Regions from separate parts of the Homo sapiens genome. Here region 1 is linked to region 2. A link is a loop called in an ENCODE intact Hi-C map of the cell type or tissue named here. Cell type or tissue: HCT116. All regions are shown on one strand. Links, peaks and the distances in the headings refer to the core of each region. The heading gives the core; the rest is flanking DNA.

Region 1 (2,909 bases), core at 306-2,805, 540 kb after region 2:
ACCAGTTTTCTCTTGCCATAATCGCAGGGTTCCGTGTGGGGAGGGGGGAGCAAGGATGACGCTTGATTGTCTGAAGTCCCCACTTCGTTCTGCCTCCGGAGACGCAGTTGTGAGGACTCTCAGCGCATCTTCTTCCTTCTGCTTCCACCGGCTCCCTTGCCCAAAAGTCCCCTGGGGTTCGGAGACTGGCTTGCAGCCGCCTTCTTCAAAGAGCTAGTAGTAGATGCGGGGAGACTGGGGTGAGGTGAGGTGGGGTGAGATGTAGGAAATTGGCAAAAATAGGGCCTGTCAACTGGGGGGAGTGTCGGAGGTTTGCAATCCTACCCAGCCATCCTCCGTACGCGCTGCACCCCAGAATCTGTGTGGTCATTCCCTTTCCCTTTATTCTCCCCCCTTTACCATCCTTATTTCCTTCTTTAGAGGCGTGGCCTTCTCTCTAGGCCAAAGAGCAAGTTCATCTGGAGAGGGCTAAGAAGGGGCGTCTGCACTTGGTTGGCTCAAAAGTTCCCTCCGCTTGCGCCCAGGCGCCCCTCTTTGGCAGTTAGCCCGCTGGAAGATCTAGCGTCTAGGAGCTTTCAGAGGGCCCTTCCCACTTCCCCAGGACTGAGCAGGCAGCGGCTTTCGTCTGGTTAAGAATGTTGAATATGGATTTCTCAAGGGACAAAAGAAACCTCCCATTCCGTTCCTTACCTCTATCCGAGCTTCCCAGGCTGCGGAGACGCCAAGGCTCAGTCTAGCTTAGAATAGTTGCTTCTTGAGTTCAGGCCCATCCGGATGGGTTAGTCTTTTAAAACCAGGACACGCTGAAGGAGTGCGCGCACCCCAGGAAGATCAGGACAGGCAAGACTAGTGCAGAGCGTGGGCTACTGGCTCTGAGCGCGAGAGTCTGGTGCTCGTGGACATCTTACAGAGGAACCGCAGACAGGAAGAAGCTAGGTAGGGAGGGGGCAACCCGTTAGTGAGTTCACATCCCTAAGTGCACATCACTACGGAATATGCCTAAATCCTTTGTTCTCATTACTCCTTTGAAAAGTCGCCAAAGTACCCTTATCACGGAATGGAACGTGTTTCAGGGTTCATTGCTTGTGGAAGGGGTCTTTAAGAACAGGTATTTTCCCTCTTTCCACTTCCAATCCCCTTTAAATCTTGTAAAAATTTCGTTGTAGGGGAAGATTCATTCATGTCTTTACTCATTCAACAAACGATGTCTTGCTGGGTGCCAGGATTTCTTATGCAAAGAGGAAATGACAGTCCTTGACTTCTAGGAACTTAAAGCTCAGCTGGGAATCTAGATAGAAACTGGCAGGCATTTTAATTTTACAGATTGATGGGGGGGGTGGTGGAGAGGTAGGAGTATAAGTTTGTATTAAGGAAATGTGGAGGAGAGACAGTTTGAATTAATTCTAGGGAGGAGTGGTGGTCAGGGATTTGAGAGATGTACCTTCAAGGCTTTCTAGGGAGTTTTCCAGGTGGACAAAGTGGGAAGGCATTCTTGGCAGAGGGAGCAGATTCAGCAAAGGCAGGGAAGCATGGAAGGATCTGACCCACTGGTTGTGGCTGTTGCCTAGGGAGCTTGGGTTCTCAATGTCACTTGGCACTATTTGAACACTAGAGGCCGCATATTTCTTCTACACACATTATCGGAAGAATCAGAGAGACGGGGGAATTACCTCTCAATTTGTACACTTAAAGTATCTTGTAGCTTGAGAGGGTATAAGCGGTAGCTTTCTGGAGGCAGCCCTCTGATTCTGTGCAGAAATCATTTCCACATCATCCATCCACCCTCTTCTTAGGTAACAAAGGCTGGCTTGTGATTATCAGCATCCAAACAGCTGCGTTGAAAGTTTCTTTGTCAAGTGGGACAATTGTTGTCTGGGCTGTTAACAGTCCTAGATGAAATAAACATGTGGTTCACTTAGTGAGCTGCTCAGATATCACCGGCTTTTAATGGAACTGAGTAGATGATATCAGGCACATTTTAATTAAAGCAAGACTGCAGTGCAGACACAGTTGCATATGAAAAGATCTAATGATAGGTGTCATGAGGAGCTGCTTAAATCTGCCTTGTTCAGAGAACTTGTTTTAGAGTGCAAAGTGGAGTCAAGACGGGAGGTGCCATTCTCCAGTTCTTGTTATTTCTGGTTGAGAAATAATTCAGAGATTTTCAGGTACATCACTAATAATGAAAATTTAGAAGGCTACAATAATAGCAGTAATAACACACTATCTCTATGAGTTTTCACCAATGCTTTGGCAGTGTGAATAATTGAAAACTCAATAATTATTCCCACATTGCTTTCCAGTTTGTTTTGGTCACCAGGGCAGAGGGTGAAGGGAGTACCTACACCTGCAAAGCCCCTACTGACCAAGTGAATGTCTTTTGCTGCCACCTGCTGGAAAGGAGAGAATTTTTTTTTTTTTTTTTGAGATGGAGTTTTGCTCTTGTTGCCCAGGCTGGAGTGCAGCGACATGATCTCGGCTCACCACAACCTCTGCCTCCTGGGTTTAAGTGATTCTCCTGCCTCAGCCCCCCCCCCCCCCCCCGAGTAGCTGGGATTACAGGCATGCACCACCACGCCTAGCTAATTTTGTATTTTTAGTAGAGATGGAGTTTCTTCATATTGGTCAGGCTGGTCTCGAACTCCTGACCTCAGGTGATCTGCCCGCCTCGGCTTCCCAAAGTGCTGAGATTACAGGTGTGAGCCACTGCGCCTGGCCAAGAGATTTTCTTTTGGAAGGAACTCTCAGGTGGATCATTAATTATGAATTGAATAATGGAACTGTGAACATGAGCCCCCAGCCTCCAAGGATCATGGAAAATACTGGCCAGCTTGGAACAGGCATAGAGCATATTCTTCAAGAAAATTGCTTTTGGGGTATTAAGGACCTTCGTAGGTGCCCAGGGGCCC
Region 2 (2,909 bases), core at 159-2,658:
CAAATGAAATTGTGATCCGTCACTGTCACCCTACAGTGAAAATGTATGTGGATGAATGTTGAGTAAATGTTGAGTGAAAACCGCCAGACACAAACTCATGCCAAATGTATGATTCCACGTCTATAAAGTTCACAATAGCCTTCAGGAGTGAGTGCAGGCTTAGATCATAGATATATAAAGGAAAGCGAGAAGGGAGGGGCAGCTGTTGGGAGGGGTGGAAAGTTGCTTTTGGGTGCTGGCACGTGTCCTCCTTCTTGACTTGGGTGGTGCTACGGTCTGAGTGTTTGTATCCCTCCAAAATTCATAAAATGAAACCTAAATCCCAATGTGTTAATATGAGGAAATGGGCCCTTACGGGGTGATTAGGTCATGGGAATCCACTGTCATGAATGAGATTAGTGCCCTTAAAAAAGAAGCCACAGAGCTAGCTAGTACCTTCCACTGTGTGAGGACACAGAGCACAGAAGCCACCTATGAACCAGAGAGTAATCCTTCACCAGATGCCAAGTCTGCTGGTGACTTGATTGTGGGCTTCCCAGCTTCCAGATCTGGAAGAAAAAATTTTCTGTTGTTTAAAAGCCACCCAGTTTATGGTATTTCTGTTATAGCATCCTTAACAGACCAAGACAGGTGGTGGTGACACAAGTGTTTGCTTTGTTGTAGATCTTTGAGCTATATGTCTTTGTTTTGTGCACCAGAAGGTTTTTAGAAAGTAAACACGACCCCAGGCTGCCCACCTGGCCATCAGTGAAAGCTGCAGTGCAGCTGAGAATGCTGCCCTTGAGCACCGGCTTTGGCCTTCACCCCATCACTAACTCACTGCTTGAATTCTCAGCAGTATGTCGGTTCCTGAATGCATAAATCGAGGACGCTTTGTCCACCTTGACACTAACTGATGTGTGAGCTTGGACAAGTTAATGCCACTCCCCTGTCTTGCAGGATTGAGGAAGGTGATGCATCACGTGTGCCAGATGCCATGAAACACTGACTCCATCTTCTTCATTCTCCTAGCTGTGATTGCTTGCCTCTGCAGTCTCTGCAGGAGTCAGAGGATGGAGCTGCAGAGCCTCTAAGGCCAGAATTAGGCCCAACAGGGGAGGATGCAGACAGGCACATCAAGACCCCATACAAAGGAAAACGTCCTAAGGGCCACAGGAATAGGCTGCTTTAACGGGATACTGAGCGCCCTGTCACCACTGGAGTTCACACAAAGGCTGGAGAACGACCTGACCGAAGCAGCGGACGAATCCTCGCCCTGGGTGACAGGTGGGTCCAGATGTCTCGGAAGCTTTGTTCACCTGGCAGGATTGCCTTGTGCAGGGGAGATAGTGGAAAGGGTGTTGAGGTCTGGAGACCTGAGTTACTTAGCCTACCCTAGCTGCTACTCTCAGAGAAGTCCTATCCACCCTCAGGGACATAGTCTTCCTCTCTAATGAGGGATTGGACTAGTTCAATGGTTCCTTAATGTGGCTTATCACCAGTGACACAGAACCTCCCCTATTGCTGCTGGATCAGAATGTCCCGGGGTGGGGAATCAGGAATACAGTCCTCCCCCAACTCCTATATTCCAGGGCCGCAATTAGGGGCAGCTCCTTCGACCTCACAGTGGCCACAAGAGGGCAGCAAAGCCCAAGCAATGCCATCCTCAGGCAGGCCCTGACTTTACGGGTGGACCTGCAAAGCAGTAAATTCAGCTCTCTCTCAGATTTAGTTAGAGTATTTTTAAAAGGATTGGGCCCTGGTGTGGTGGCTCACACCTGTAATCCCAGCACTTTAGGAGGCCGAGGCCAGTGGATCACCTGAGGTCAGGAGTTTGAGACCGGCACGGCCATCACGGCCAAACCCCATCTCTACTAAAAATATAAAAATTAGCCAGGTGTGGTGGCGCACGCCTATAATCCCAGCTATTCAGGAGACTGAGGCAGAAGAATCACTTGAACCCAGGAGGCAGAGGTTGCAGTGAGCCAAGACTGAGCCACTACACTCCAGCCTAGGCGACAGAGCAAGACTCTGTCTCAAAATAAAATCAAAAGGACCCTCAGAAGGTCGAGCATACTATTTTTCCCTCTACCTCATGCTTGGAGAATGAAGCTACATTCTCTATAAAGGAGATAGGAAAAGGAATTGATGTGTGTCAGGCATCTTCTTAAGCCAAGCAGCCTGCCTTCGTGGAGCATGTGATCTGCATAACAATCGCGTGAGGTTGGTGTCATCCTCTGTCTCATGATTGGTCAAGGGACTTGGGCAAGGTCTTGCTAATCAGAGACAGAGTAAGGATTTGAACCCAGGCCCTGCCAGAAAGCATGGAGTCTTGCTCCTATACCAGCCTGCATCCCTACCAGCCACTGCTGACTATGCATTCACATCCATGACCCCACTGGCATTCTGCCTTGGCCTTGCAGGTGAGGCCCAGAAGGTATAGTGACACTTAGGAAGGGAAACTGTCTCAGAATGGACCCTGAGCTAATGATGCTGCCAGAATAAGAATCCAGGTGCTCTAACTTCCCTTCCCAGGCAACTAGGGGAGCAGTTAGGCCCCAGACTCTAGAGTCAAATCAGGGCTCCACTGTTTGCAAGCTGTGACCCTGGGCAAATGGTGCAGCTCTCTCTGAGCTCAGCTTGCAAATCTGTAAAATAGACATGACAATATTAACCTGCAGGTGATGCTATAAGTGTCCTTCTCAGTGTAGGGGTGGAAAGGTATGATACCTTTCTTCACCCATCATAAGACTCACGAATGACACTCCTATAACAAAAGACAACAAGAGAAAAGCATAACAAATTGACTTAAAGTTTTATGTGACACAGGAGCTTTCAGAATAAAGACCTAAAAACTCAAGAGAAAACTGTCTGTTTTTAGCCTTAGACCCCATGAAGAATGCACAGCCATGTAGAAATGTGATTGGATG

What was found. Peaks named below come from ENCODE experiments on the same cell type or tissue, not always from the same donor. Only the 100,000 strongest peaks of a DNase experiment are listed, where the experiment ranks them.
Region 1: it touches region 2 in a loop (28-fold over the local background); 8 of 110 quality-filtered maps call a loop at or near these places.

The regions. Positions count from the first base shown.
Region 1 is chr11:20,670,444-20,673,352 of GRCh38, forward strand. All of the region lies in intron 1 of NELL1 (neural EGFL like 1), which reads left to right. Among named protein-coding and RNA genes, the nearest start is that of NELL1, 2.3 kb to the left of the region's middle. In HCT116, for the core only: CTCF peaks have their summits at 1,584 and 2,377 (motif pointing left); DNase peaks (open chromatin) are centred at 1,618 and 2,368.
Region 2 is chr11:20,126,820-20,129,728 of GRCh38, forward strand. It overlaps LOC107984418 (a long non-coding RNA gene), which reads right to left. Exons shown (of 3, transcript XR_001748477.2): 2 at 436-548. It overlaps LOC124902643 (a long non-coding RNA gene), which reads left to right. Exons shown (of 3, transcript XR_007062615.1): 2 at 1,012-1,266. Among named protein-coding and RNA genes, the nearest start is that of DBX1, 32 kb to the right of the region's middle. In HCT116, for the core only: a CTCF peak has its summit at 1,597 (motif pointing right); a DNase peak (open chromatin) is centred at 1,652.